Regions from separate parts of the Homo sapiens genome. Here regions 1 and 3 are each linked to region 2. The links are chromatin contacts, found by Hi-C or POLR2A ChIA-PET in ENCODE. All regions are on one chromosome and are shown on one strand. The core of a region is the stretch at or near the end of the contact, and the rest is flanking DNA. Distances in the headings are between cores, read along the strand shown.

Region 1 (4,623 bases), core at 2,011-4,510, 3.2 Mb after region 2:
GCAAGCAGGGTCCAGGTGGGCCATGAACACAAAAGGCATCACCAAAGGATGTAAAGCAGAGGTCATGTGGCAAGCCTTCTTTTTAAGAAAGATCTCTCTGGTCAAGGGTAGAGAAAAGTACTGCAGATATAGAAAGTTACACTTATTTTAATATAATTTGTAGCTGAATATCTTCAAGTGATTATTTTTCAAGTGTCATGATTACTATCCAGAATTAGTTCTTGATATTTATTTGGGTATTATCTTCTTTATCATCTGCCCAAATAGAGGTTTCTTATACCAGGAGTATTCAGCAAACAAGGAAGAGACAACAAATAGAAGGGCCTTCAGAATAATGAAGGGAAAAGGGTGTTGGAGAGGAACCTCTGCAGAGTCACAGTTCACAGAACAAACATAAATGGACTCTTGGACAAACAATGAGTGCTCCAATTGCACTGAAATTGAACAATGGCTCACGTTGCAAAGAAGCACAAGTGTTTTCTGTCTGTAAACTTCAGTCAGTAAAGGAAAAAAAGCTAGAAAAAATAATACCCTGAGTTTTTATAGTAAAGGTGGAGAATATTTGTCTTCCATAGATAGTTGAAATATTTAAAAAAATATATTTTCTTAATATAAGAAAATTGTAGGAGAAAACAGTTTAGAAAACTATGTGAATGCAAACTTCTCTTTTCCATTCTACTTTGAAGTTGTTTGGTTAACTAAGGACAGAGATTTAAGTTCCATTTTCGAAGTATTTAAAATCCTATTACTATTGCATTGCTTTCATTTGTTCGTTTTGAGACAAGGTCTCACTCTGTAACCCAGACTGGAGTGCAGTGGCACAATCACAGCTCACTGCAGCCTCAACCTCCTTGACTCAAGTAATCCTTCCACCTTAGCCTCCTGAGTAGCTGGGACTACAGGTGCATGCCACCATGCCCAGCTAATATTTTTTAAAGTTTGTTGTAGAGATGTTTATGTTGCCCAGGCTGGTCTCCAACTCCTGGGCTCAAGCAATTCTCTTACCTTGGCCTCCCAAAATGTTGGGATTACAGGCATGAACCACCATGTCTGGCTGCATTGTAATTTTTATGATCTACCCAGGACCAGATGAACTGAGTCATAGGCTTCAAATCTCACATTCCTTTCCAAGTTTTATATTCCAAGCTAGAATTTTTATGTGAACAAATACACTCTTATTAACTTTTATTGAACTTGATTGATTTTAGACAGGGAGAGAGCTTGTGGTCACGTTGAAGGTCACTTACAGAAGGTGCTGTGGGCACAAGGTCATCTTCTGTTCTTCCTGTCTGCATTGCTGTGTGAACCCGGACAGATTCATAAATGGAGGGTTCTTCCACTTTTCTTGGGTAGGGATGTTTTAGAACCATCAGAGTGCCTGAATGAAGATGAAAAATATATAATCGAACAGTGTTCCCAGAAGGAAGGTCCAAATGCTAACTGGATAACTGTGGCTGGATTGGAAAGTCTTTTGTTTTTTTCATGTATTCCCTCGCTCATTATCTCAACAGTTATCAAATACCAATTAGGTATAAGGCACTTAAGCTGGACACTGAGATATAAAGCATGATGGAGATGTTCCTTGGCCTCCTGGTGCTCAGAACTGGTAACAGATATGGTCGTTTAAATGAACAGGGTGATGAGACCAATGGCAGCCGTGTGAGCAAAGCATGATAATCATCCCCAGACTGCTTGAAGAACCTTTCCATGAAAGGATTCAGGACAGCTTTCATAAAGGAGGTGACATTTGATTTAGATCTTAAGTAGTAACTGGAAGTTTTCCAGGAAGGCTTTATGAAAGCCATGAGAACAAGACTAAACAAAAGCACTAGGGTAGAGGAAGATCCATTCCATTGCCCTTATTTCCTATCAATCAGTTTCCGAATAAACGTGTAACAAATTAGTGGATTTCAAAAAAGTGAGCATTCTCCCTACTCTCTGATACTACCCAATTAATGAAAGTAACCAAGCAAAGTCTTTGCATTACTAAGTGAACATGACCTGAACAAGCTGGTGCTCACAAGTGATTGCCTCCTTCCCCTTCCATCTGGAGAGGGGAGCCTCCAGGCAGAAAAAGGGCTCAGCCCAGGGGGTCCAGGCATGGGGGGCTGGGGAACTTTGTTCCAAGGGCTCAGAGCAGTTCTGAGTCTATGTTTCTGACATTTCCTTCTTGAAATCCTTCCCTCAATCAATCAGTCAATCAGAAACTAGAAACTAACTACAAAAAGAGGCAACTTAAGGGGATTTTTTTTCTTCTTGCTATGGTTTCTTGCTTTTAATTTTACTAGGGTCTTTTCTATAGCAAGCCTAAGATTGTACCAGACATGGAAGAGATGTAAAGAATTCAGCAATTCATTCAACGAATATTTACAGAGCTTTGCACTCTGCCAGGCACTTGTCTAGGTACTGGGAATGCAATAGCACACAAAGGAGTTTAAATGCTCTTATCGAGCTTATGTTCTAGGTAGAGGAGACAGAAAAAAAATTTAAAAAATATTTTATGTGTGAGAAGTGTTATGGAAAAAATGAATAGGGCATGGTAAAGGGATAGAGAATAGAAAAGGTAGGGTTGGGAGAGGGTGATATTTTACAAGGGTCATCAGGAAGGGCGTCTTTGAAAAGATTTGAAAGATCTGGAGAGTATAGAACCTGAATTAGAGTAAGAGTGAGAAAATGAAAAAGAAAAATGTCTCCTCTGTGGTTAAAAAACACCCTAATGTTAATGATAAATCTACACAAAACAGGCCGGGCACAGTGGCTCACATCTGTAATCCCAGCACTTTGGAAGGCTGAGGTGGGTGGATCATGAGGTCAGGAGATCGAGAGCATCCTGGCCAACATAGTGAAACCCCATCTCTACTAAAATACAAAATAAAAACAAAAATAAATTAGCCGAGCGTGGTGGCAGGCACCTGTAGTCTCAGCTACTCGGGAGGCTGAGGCAGGGAAATTGCTTGAACCCGGGAGGCGGGGGTTGCGGTGAGCCGAGATCGCACCACTGCACTCCAGCCTGAGTGACAGAGTGAGACTCTGTCTCAAAAAAAAAAAAAAAAAAAAAAAACTACACAAAACAAAACCTGTCTATGATACTTGAATACATACAATGTCTGACTGCAAAAACAGAACTGTGGCTTTTGATACTTGGGCCCAGATAAGGTGCTGCTGTAAAATGAAAAGCTGTTGAGAAAAGCCAGAAGAGGGTGTCTGATCTCGACCTCAGAGAAGAATGAAAGCCTCTGGCCCTTCCTCTTTCTGTCTCTCATTGGCATTGCAGCATTGGGATCACAATGAAAAACAGATTTTGCCATTATCAGAACCGTCCCATTCTTGCACATTGTGCTCTCTTTTGTCAATGTGATCTTCCCATAAGAACAGATCCAGTCATATGAGGAGAAGGGGCCGGCTACAGTTTTACAGTCAGAATGAAAGCAGCAGTACCTATATCAAGAGTAGCTGCTGTGCAGGCTCAGGGGCTCTGTGAACACAGTGCTCACATTGTAGATGCATGGTAAATTCAGCGCTGGCTCCCAACCCTAAGAAACACTCCCAGTGATGTGCTTCATAGTCACTCTGGACCCTTGGAAAGAGCACTGGATGCACAGGCAGAGGAACAGGGTTCAATTGTCACTACCGCCATTCAGTACTTATCGGCCTTGGACAACCATTACAAGCTTCTGCTCCTTACTAGTGAGAATAATTATGCTTCCTTCAGAAGGCACCAAATAAATGTTTGTGGGAGAATGATAACATATTAGATATTATTATTCTTTGACAGAATATTTTTAAATCCTTAAATAAAATTTGAATGATTGCATCTTTGGGGACATGGATTTTGAAATCTTAAAAAAGACCTAGACGCAACATTCTGCTAGGAATAAAAATGGTGGTAGTCTAGTAATCACTACTTGTGATTAACTATAGTTAAATTGGTGCCTCTCAAACACTTTCACCTTACAGAAGAGGAGAGGGGAACTGAAGCCTAGGGATCAAAGCAGCTCCCAAATTAGATACATTTTGAACTCTTATACTTTATCTTCAAAGTTGATGCTTAATTTTCATTCTACTTCATATATTTAATACTTAATATGAAAATAATGCTTTAAATGACACTCCAGAAAGATGTACTTAGTTGATACGACCAGGCACACACTTCACATAATAATACCTGTGTTAATTTTTTTTTTTTGAGGCGGAGTCTTGCTCTGTCACCCAGGCTGGAGTGCAATGTCACGATCTCAGCTCACTGCAACGTCTGCCTCCCAGGTTCAAGCGATTCTCCTGCCTCTGCCTCCCAAGTAGCTGGGAATACAGGCATCCACCACCACACCGGGCCAATTTTCGTATTTTCAGTAGAGACGGGGTTTCGTCATGTTGGCCAGACTGGTCTCGAACTCGTGACCTCAGGTGATCCACCCGCCTCGGCCTCCCAAAGTGTTGGGATTACAGGCGTGAGCCACTGTGCCTGGCCTAATTTTTTATTGCTATTGTAGCAAATTGCCACAAACATAACAGCTTAAAACAACTCAGATTTATCATCTTACAATTCTGGAAGTCAGAAGTTCGAAATGGGTCTCACTAGTCTAAAACTGGCAAGGCTGCTTTCCTAGTGGAGGCTCTAGGGAG
Region 2 (4,612 bases), core at 71-2,570:
GAACTTTAATATTAACATGGAAAATTCTGAAATGGACAACAAAAAGATAACACTTTGTGTATGGGGAAGAATATCATGCAGTTGATGACGGTACATTAAAATTCACACAAAAGGACATTTTGACTAGCATTCAGAAAGAGTCCATTGATTATAAGATTATCTATGAGGTTTTGGACCGGGCACTACACTACCGAATTATGGCTAACTTTGGTTTGTGATCTAGACCAAGTCACCCAATCTATCTTGGATTTTAGTTTTCTGGTTTATGAAATTAAGGAGTTAAGCTAAATGACTTGGGTTTCTTTTCGTGTATCATAATCAAAATGCTGTAACTTCTCTAGTGAATTCATAGAACACTGACTCTTACAAGTATGTCATGAAATACTTTATGCTGTGAGCAGGTATACATGTATAATATATGTATAGCTATGAACAAATAAATTTTAAATAAATGCACAACGAATTCTACAAAATGGGCTCCAACATTAACAAATGATCTGAGTTAGTCTTTCTCACAGCCGACCATAAACTATAAAACATTTTTATAAACACTATCAGCAATAAAAACGAAGTAAAATCTAGCCAAAAAATTCAATGTTCTCCAAAGTCATGTTAATCAAATCAGGTGATATATTAATGAAGTACATATGACTAAAAGGAAAAATATATGTCATTCCTGTGGTAAGAGGAAGCTGAATGTCACTAGAAATTTTTACAAGCTTTAGGAGAGGAAGAGTTCCGTTTAGGAAAATAATCATTTCAGATGATCTGAAGAAGGGTATTGGATGGAACCTATCCAATAGGTTCATCACAAAAGAGGACCTGAGAGACAAGAATGAATGGTTTCTGACTGGTGGAGAAATTTGAGGATAATCTCCCTTGCTTGAAAAGCGGTGATTAAGATTGGCACTTGCTTACAGGAGTGAAAAACAGGTAAGGGGTGCGCGCGTCTTAACACACACAAGAGGAAATACAGAGAAAAGGAAGACACAAACATGAAATGAGAATTAAATGAAATAGAATCACACTGCTGATAGAAGGGTTAAAAATCTAAAATACAACAAGAAGGGCAGGTGTTAAGCGATAAAGGGGGGCAGAACAAGTCTTTTATCCGGCCATTTAATTGGTCACCTTAAGAAAGAATCCTATCTTCCCACCGCAGCTGAGAAGACACTTCTAAGAGGTACAGCTAAAAGGTGGAGGACTGATAGACAACTTAGAGGTTGGTTTCGGGAACGATAAAACAAGTAACGGGCTGCCCGGCCTGCGCCGCGGAGTCCCGAGGAGCCTGCGCTGTGCTCCTCTCGCGGTGTCTCGTCATCTCCGGGAAGACTCGGCGCCTGGGTCCGCGCTCTCTGGGTAAGCTTTCCGGGAAGCTTTCCCGGGAGCTCGCTGGTCCTGGCCCCAGAAGCCTGCGGACCCGCCCAGGGAGGATAAGCAGCTGAAAGACCGCGCGGTGCCGCTCCGAGGCCCCGGGACGTGGGCCCATGGTCGGCCTGGCGCCACCTTTCCGGGGGAAGCCACGCGCACCAGGCATCGCACGCGGCTCTGCACCCGCGCCGCCGGACCTGAAACCCGGCGGAGGGCACACGGGGCTGCCGCTGCGGGCCCCGGACCAACCCATGCTTACTCCGGAGCCTGTACCGGCGCCGACGGGTCGGACCTCCCTGCGCGGTGTCGCCCAGCGGGTTCGTGCGAAAGGCGGGGCCGACTACACGCGGTGCCGCGCCCTGAGACCGTTTATCTGCAGTCAACGCAGCCTCCCGGCTCAGCCTGGGAAGATGCGCGAATCGGGAACCCCAGAGCGCGGTGGCTAGACCGGGCTCCGCCGCCTCCCCCACAGCCCCTTTCCTAATCGTTCAGACGGAGCCTGGTCGACTTCGCCGGAGACTGCCAGGTGAGAGGCCCCAGAGACACTAAGGGTAAAAATAAACCCAGCGCCAGCGGCGGGTACCCTGTAGGCCTGCTGGACCGGAGACGCGAGCGAGGGGCCCAGCCTTTTCTGTTTGTACACCCGGTGACGGGCGCGTGTCTGTTTACTGTTGTAAGGTGTTGGCGTGGGTTTTCTTGCTTGCTTTTATTTTAGTTCTCAGATTAACCAGAGGGGGTGTTGCCTTTGTGGACTGGGTTAGCATCCTCGAGGTGCTAAGAATCATCGTATGCTATTGACTGAAGAATATAACCTTAAGACAGCAGTAGCTGCTGTAAGAGATAAAGTAAAACATCTCAGTAACTAAACATAGTTCAGGCTTATTTCTCGTTCATGTCAAGTCCATTCACGTGTTCAGCTGTTGGCCTTCTACTCAATTATTCAGGAACCCAAACTCCTTTTATATTATGGCTTTGCTATCCCCTAAGACCTTGGAGTCCTTAGTTTCCAGGCAACGGACAGAAAAAGAAAAGCTACTAGAGGATTGCATGAGGATTGTTTCTTATGGGTGAGGACTGGAAATCACATACTATTTATGTCCACATGCCATTGACCAGACTTCAGTCACATGCCACACTGACCTGCAAGGGAGACTGGAAATGTACTATGGACCCAGGCAGAAGAGTAAACGATTTTGGTAAACACATATCAGTCTCTGACCATCCCTTAAAGGGCAGACTGCATCTTAGTCATCTTTGTTACTCTTGTGCCTATCACACCAGAGAAACTTGTTAAGGCTTTGTGAGGCCGAGGTGGGCATATCACCTGAGGTCAGGAGTTCGAGACCAGCCTAGCCAACATGGTAAAACCCCATCTCTACTAAAAATATAAAAATTAGCTGGGCATGGTGGTGCACGCCCGTAATTCCAGCTATTCCGGAGGCTGAGGCTGAAGAATCGCTTGAACCCAGGAGGCACAGGTTGCAGTGAGCCAAGATTGTGCCACTGCACTCCAGCCTAGGTGACAGAGCAAGACTCCATCTCAGAAAAGAAAAAAAAGGAAATGAAACTTGTTAAGGGATGGGGTTGTTATGTGTCTAAAGTTGAAACTTAACCATATTTCATTGTGATTGCTTAGGAATCATTTATCATCCTTTATCATCCTGTAACTAGATTACAAGATCTGAATATAGGAACTATTTAAGACCGTTCACTTCTGAATCCTCAGCTCAAGGACTGGGACGTAACAAGAGCTTAATAGCTCTTGTTTGTTGAATGAATGAATGAATCATCAGAGAGGAAAACGAGGGAGACAGTTTGTCAATGTTGGAGTTAGGAAATACTGAGAAGGTGACATTTGAGTTAGATTTTGAATTTCTTCAAGTAGAAAAAGCAGAAATGAAACTCCAGGCAGCAATAGTAGTGATATTTTATTGTTGTTGTTTTGTTTCATGAGTGGAAATTTGGAAAACAACCAAACGTTTATAAGTCCAACTTTTCTTCATTCAGTATTCAAATATTACAATTTAACTTCAGGGTAGAGGAGGGGAAATACATAATCTTACAATCCAAATAATTTCTGTTGACTAAAAGAATGGCAGTGAAAACCTTGGCACTAATTTTTAACTTTATAAAATGTTATTTTCTGGACATTTTTGAGAAATTTCAATACAAAGGCAGTGTTCTGATCATTCATTGTCTATGATGATTTTGCACTGTAACAAGAAGCTAGAAAGATAGAAACTAAAGTTTGTAAGACAGAGGTTCCTCATCACTGCTGTTCATCAGGGCTTCTCAGGGATGGTTCTGCAACAAAATCACCTGTTATATTGGTTAGGATGCTTTTGGCTGCAAGTAACAGGATATTCAGCCAAAACTCCCTTCAAAAATACAGATGTACTTTGCTCATACATGAAGATGTTTGAAGGTAGGTGGGTCCAGGGTTTGTTCAGTAGCTCAGTAATATCAGGGCTCTATGTTGCTTTCTGTGTTCAGCTAATCTTGACTTTTCTTCATGGGTGAATGATGGCTGCTAGAATTGTCCCAAGAAACCCATCCACAATCCCAACTTCCCTTGCCTCTTTACCTGGTCATTTAAAGACAAAAAGAGGAGAGGATTTTCCTCCTCTCTCTCTGTCTTTATTAAGAAGGAAAATCTTATGTAATATGCCCCAATAGTCTTGCCTACAAATTCCAATGGCAAGAAATGAATCATGCTCACTCCTTAGCCAATAAGTGGCAAAGAGGAATGGTGTTACAGAGATTGATTTACACCAATAATGACTTATCCCTAGGGCGGGAGAAGGGTCCTACTGGCATACCTGAACACTTGGCATTTAGACAGGCCATAAGTCATGTCTGTCCCACTTGGGGTAGATTCGGTCTCTGTAGATTCTGATTTTAGTGGGCCTAGAAATAATATTTTAAACTTTTAGTAAGTATATTTCACTTTGGTGAGGAGAGAGAATAGAAAGGATGAAAGCAAGTATTGGGTCCCTTATGTAGGGGTAATTTCCTTTTATTCTTATCTCATTATATAGTGTTTTCCTTCATGAGTCAATGAAATTACTAAATCAATTAACCAAATAAAATAGCGGTTGTTTTCCTTTGGTAACTTGGCCACATGTATTTGACACACCTAAGTCTTTCAGATAAGGTAGTTCTCATTCAGGGAAACACTGTTAGTCATTTTAGTAATTAATTGTCTAAGAAAGTGTTAAGCCCTACTCTGAGCCTGATCTGA
Region 3 (5,054 bases), core at 1,251-3,750, 3.5 Mb after region 2:
CTTTCCTTCTAGACGCTTCTCTCATTTGCTACCTTCCAGTCCCCATAGATACTATGCATTTGTAACCCATGGAGTAGTATCTCTTTGAGTCCAACCTCTTATATTAGCTTAAACTACAAGTATGTGCTCATTCTTTTTAAAATCTGTTTCTACTCAGATGTCCTGCAGACTCCCCAGAATGCACATATTTTAAAACAAAACTATTTTTTCAAAACCTATTTTTCTTTTTTTTTTTTTTTTTCTTTTTTTTGAGACGGAGTATCACTCTGTCACCCAGGCTGGAGTGCAGTGGCAGGATCTCGCCTCACCGCAAGCTCCGCCTCCCGGGTTCACGCCATTCTCCTGCCTCAGCCTCCGGAGTAGACGGGACTACAGGCGCCCGCCACCACGCCCGGCTAAGTTTTTGTATTTTCAGCAGAGACGGGGTTTCACTGTTTTAGCCAGGGTGGTCTTGATCTCCTGACCTCGTGATCCGCCCGCCTAGGCCTCCCAAAGTGCTGGGATTACAGGCGTGAGCCACCACGCCCGGCCTCAAAACCTATTTTTCTTCCAGTATTCCCTAAATGACCCGGTTAATGTTACTGCATTCCTACAGTTGTCCAAGTTAGAGAAGCCCTTAGGGTTATTATCTCCTCCTTCTTCCTCATTCTATCCACAGCTTTTCAGTCATGTGCAAAACTATGACACGCTTAGGTCTTTGCTTTCACTGTTCCCAATATCTTAAACTTCTTCACTTTTCTGACACCTGTACAACTCCTACTTACTTTCCAAGATGAAACAAAATTATTTAATCTCCAAAACTATGTCCTCTGCCTCAAGGAGCATTTAGTTGCTTCTTTCAAAGTACAAGCATCTCAAGTACATGTTGTATGGTATTTATTTACTGCTGGCTCCCCTATTAGATTAAGGATTCCTTAAGCACAGAGAGCATGATTTCGTCATTTCTGTATCACCAATACTAAGACAAAACGCATAGAACTCGATACATGTGTCAAATAAATAAATACATAAATTTTACAAATCAATGAAAATATTGTTTCACATGATTTCACCGTCTTAAACTTTCTATATGTTTCAATTTTTTGTTAAATTGACTTTTGCTGGTGCTCTTTTGGTGCTTACTTTGGATTAATAATAGAATCATTTTAAATTTTGCACCAAATGACTACAAAGTTAAATGTCTATGTCAAAAGAAAATTTATTGACTTCATTATTAGAATATGAAGTGGTTTTTTTTGCTTTAAAACTTTGTTTAAAATATCTAAGGAGGCCAGGTATTAACTCTGAAAAAACTGTATAATTATTTATAAAACAGATCCCATAGGAGCAACTGAACAGCTGTGGAAAGATTTGGCACATCACTTTGCCAGCCTGAATTTAATGACCTACATGTGAAGGGCTACATATCCAATTACTAATCCTCCCTCAGCTACTCTTTGCCCTCATATGGAGGCAGCTGAAAAAAGATGCCCTACTAACAGATCAGAAGTGGATCCAGACTTTTTTGCCAGTGCTCAGTTAACAAAGATCTTTTAGGTTTGAGATGAGGAAGAAACAGAAGAGGGACTCACAACAGTGTTATAGCTGATACAGTGTTTCAAGTAAAATTTAAGGGCTTATGGCAAGAGTGACTTTAGTTTTGTAACTAAAGTCAAAGAAATTTCGGCTCTTTTAGAGAATCTCAAATTCTGGATTTAATTTTCTATTCACTGAAGCCTTTAAACATGTTCAAATATCTTCAAGGATAATTTACTTCAAAATTCTTTCTATATGAGAAGCCAGTCTTCTATTCAAGATGCAAACCTCATTCTTACCTTCAAATTCTGCAATAATCACCTATTAGAAGTAGAGGAGAAAAAAACTAAATAGAAAATGACAATCTACGGGGTTGTATTTCATTTCTCTCTCAGTTGACATGATCTATATATAGCAAAAGATTATATAAGGTCAAGTATTATAAACAATGAAATGTCATCTGATGTTTTGCAAAACAGCATAGGAAAAATAGCTCAAGGAATGAATAAAGAGTAAAGCTATGGCTGTTTTACTTCAGCCATAAAAAAGCCTTACAGATTCTAAATTTAAATGCATTTTATTGTGAATCTGACTCACTTTTTGAATTTAATTTTCCACTTGAGTTATGTAAAATCATGTGATATGGTAATTTTCTGTATAAATTAAAAATAATATAGGCAAGAGATGTTTTTCTCTCATTTTCAACACAGAAAAATTAGGAGCCTTTCTTCGTTGTTTTGCATTTTTAACAGTGGGACTATCTTAATTCCTTCATCCAATACTCACAAGAATATATGAATGAATACACGTCTGCAGGTACACACTTAATTCTTGAACGGGAAAAAACAGACATCACTGTAACTACCTCCCACTCCCAAAACACTAACTCCAGACCCCGCCCCGCATAAACCCCTCCCCTTTCTTCCATTGCGGGTTCGAAATGGCCGCAGTTCGATGACGTAAGACGCAACCGCCGTAGCCTCCACTGCGTAACTACCGCCCCTGCCTCTGGGAATTGAAGTTTCTGTGGAAGGAAGCGTGAGCCGTAACCAGGCCAACCCAGAAAGGCTTTCTTTCTGAGATTTCACTTCCCTGTCAACTCTTCAGCTCGGTAAGTGTCCTGGCACTGGTTGGCGCTCCCCCGCACTATGGTATTCTCTGGACGCAAAGGGGCGCGTGCCATGCAGCCCCCTACTAGCAACAAGGGCTTCCGGGGGAGAGGGGAGCAGTGGTGTGGAAGTGGTTTCCTGCGGCGCTCTTGCTGAAGGAAATGACGTCGATGACAGGCGCCCCCCGCGGCCTACCCAGCTGCTCCCTGGTTCGCCAGAGACAGCTTAATCCCGTCTCTGAAATGCGTTTGCTGGCTGGGAGCCTAGAAGGGATAGTGGGCGAGGCTCCGCCCCGTGGTGGGGCGCTTTCCGTCGGCGTGTGTTTTGGGGTTGCCATCGGCCCGTAGTATGTGAAAAGTGAGTTTGCAAAGAATCAGTGGGAAATCTGTACTCTAAAGGGCCGGAAAGCGTGTTATGGCCCTGCCACTTCGTGGCTAGAGACCGTGGGCTTTACCTCTTTAAAGCTGCCTTACCTCATTTTTCCTGCAAAGGGCTGACGTCGCTGAACTCTCTGAAATGTAGAGAGCCCGAGGGGAAGTTGCTGCAGGTGCTGTGAGCTGAGGACAGTTTTATAAAGATCGAAGTGTTACTTGATTTCACTGAAATACTTTAAATTTGGGAATTTTTCTACAGATATGAAGAGGATGGCAACACATTACTTGTCACTTTCTGAAAGAATTTCATCTGCCCCTTCCATTCCCAACCCTCTGCCCAAAAGGCTTGACAACTGAAGTGAACAAAGGGCTTTTCGCTCCTCCACGTTTAGTCCGCATGTCTTTTAAAAGGGCATTCCTGGCCGGGCGCGGTGACTCACGTCTGTAATCCCCGCACTTCGGGAGGGCAAGGCGGGTGGATCACCTGAGGTCAGGAGTTCGGGACCAGCCTGACCAACATGGTGAAACCCCGTCTCTACTGAAAATACAAAATTAGCCGGGCGTGGTGGCGCATGCCAGTAATCCCAGCTACTGGGGGGGCTGAGGCAGGAGAACTACTTGAACCCAGAAGGCGGAGGTTGCAATCAGCCGAGATTGCGCCATTGCACTCCAGCCTGGGCAACAAGAGCGAAACTCCGTCTCAAACAAACAAGAAAGGCCGGGCGCAGTGGCTCATGCCTGTAATCCCAGCACTTTGGGAAGCCGAGGCGGGTGGATCACGAGGTCAAGAGATGGAGACCATCCAGGCCAACGTGGTGAAACCCCGTCTCTACTAAAAATAACAAAAATTAGCTGGGCGTGGTAGCGCGCACCTGTAGTCCCAGCTACTCGGGAGGCTGAGGCAGGAGAATCGCTTGAACCCGGGAGGCAGAGGTTGCAGTGAGCCGAGATTGCGCCACTGCACTCCAGCCTGGGCGACCTAGCAAGACTCCCTCTCAAAAAAAAAAAAAAAAAAAAAAAAAAAAGGCATTCCTTTGCTATCGCTGTCAAGTCATTAATTCCAATCTGCATTATTCCCACATTCGTTGAGATTTTTCTGAAAAGGAGACTGTCATAAATTAACGACGATTATTTATTTTATCCCAATCCATAACTTAATGCAGTTTTAAAAAACTTTTTTTTTTCTTTTGGTGCTCATTGATGTAGGATGTGTCCTTGCCTTACAAAGTGAGATAGTTTGTAAGCCCACTTAATAACCTATGTCTGCGAATGAACCCCACAAATTTTTAAAATTTTATGCAGGAGTAAAATTTCACACACACACACACACACACACACATATATATATATATAATTTTTTTTTTTTTTTGGAGACGGAGTCTTACTCTGTTGCCCTAGTTGGAGTGCAGTGCTGCGATCATGGCACACTGCAACCTCTGCCTCCCGGGTTCAAGCGATTCTTCTGCCTCAGCCTCCCGAGTAGCTGGAATTACAGGCGTCCACTACCACGCCTGGCTAATTTTTGTATTTTTAGTAGAGACGAGGTATCGCCATGTTGGTCTTGAACTCCTGACCTCAGGTGATCCGCCCACCTCAGCCTCCCAAAGTGTTGGGATTACAGGCATGAGCCACTGCGCCCGACCTCACACAAATATTTTTATAGTTACTGTAAAATACGTTCTTGAACATTTGTTGAACTTGGTTGAATGAATGAAAATGTACTGTGAGCATCACTGCATGTGAGAAAGGAATGAAAAACTCTGCCATGGAATTTTATAAATTATTGCCCAAACTAAAACAATTAGAAAGCAAGTATACCTAATAAAATGCTGTTTTGCTTAACAGGTAATCTGAACACGCTAGTACATAGTGCAGTGTAGATATACATTATACTTATTGTATAGTGTAGACAGTGCGAGTTGGTAGATATCTTTGTAAAGTATACTATACGGAATAATTTATAAGATATCAGGTTAGCATCATTTTTGTTGCATTCCATTTGTCTCAGTGCACCTGGCTTATTTAAAGCCTAAAAACTTCACTTAGTACAGTCGTT

The links. Hi-C counts contacts between places; a loop is a spot of excess contacts on that map. ChIA-PET counts read pairs that join two places held with the same protein, here RNA polymerase II (POLR2A). Pooled maps may share reads with other maps.
Region 1: a pooled map shows a loop between it and region 2 (5-fold over the local background). The contact joins the enhancer-like site here to the promoter of SLC9B2 in region 2. A Hi-C loop is called at or near these places in 2 of 37 single-sample maps with no recorded cell type and 4 of 50 pooled maps. POLR2A ChIA-PET finds 5 or more read pairs at or near these places in 1 of 52 experiments (activated CD4-positive, alpha-beta T cell).
Region 3: a pooled map shows a loop between it and region 2 (8-fold over the local background). The contact joins the promoter of TRMT10A here to the promoter of SLC9B2 in region 2. A Hi-C loop is called at or near these places in 1 of 168 maps with a recorded cell type or tissue (CD8-positive, alpha-beta T cell) and 7 of 50 pooled maps. POLR2A ChIA-PET finds 5 or more read pairs at or near these places in 1 of 52 experiments (activated T-cell).

The regions. Positions count from the first base shown.
Region 1 is chr4:99,849,973-99,854,595 of GRCh38, reverse strand. DAPP1 (dual adaptor of phosphotyrosine and 3-phosphoinositides 1) reads right to left here. Exons shown (of 9, transcript NM_014395.3): 4 at 1,248-1,378. Among named protein-coding and RNA genes, the nearest start is that of DAPP1, 35 kb to the right of the region's middle. Within about 2 kb of position 3,260, at least 2 of the 41 ENCODE cell types and tissues checked have a DNase peak (open chromatin) inside an H3K27ac peak, as active enhancers do.
Region 2 is chr4:103,073,469-103,078,080 of GRCh38, reverse strand. SLC9B2 (solute carrier family 9 member B2) reads left to right here and starts at 1,320. Exons shown (of 12, transcript NM_178833.7): 1 at 1,320-1,897. It overlaps BDH2 (3-hydroxybutyrate dehydrogenase 2), which reads left to right. Exons shown (of 10, transcript NM_020139.4): 10 at 1-489. RefSeq lists an enhancer at 1,321-1,440 and a silencer at 1,551-1,660.
Region 3 is chr4:99,561,485-99,566,538 of GRCh38, reverse strand. TRMT10A (tRNA methyltransferase 10A) reads left to right here and starts at 2,500. Exons shown (of 8, transcript NM_001134665.3): 1 at 2,500-2,626. It also overlaps a transcript of MTTP not described here. RefSeq lists enhancers at 2,422-2,481, 2,832-2,961, 2,197-3,396.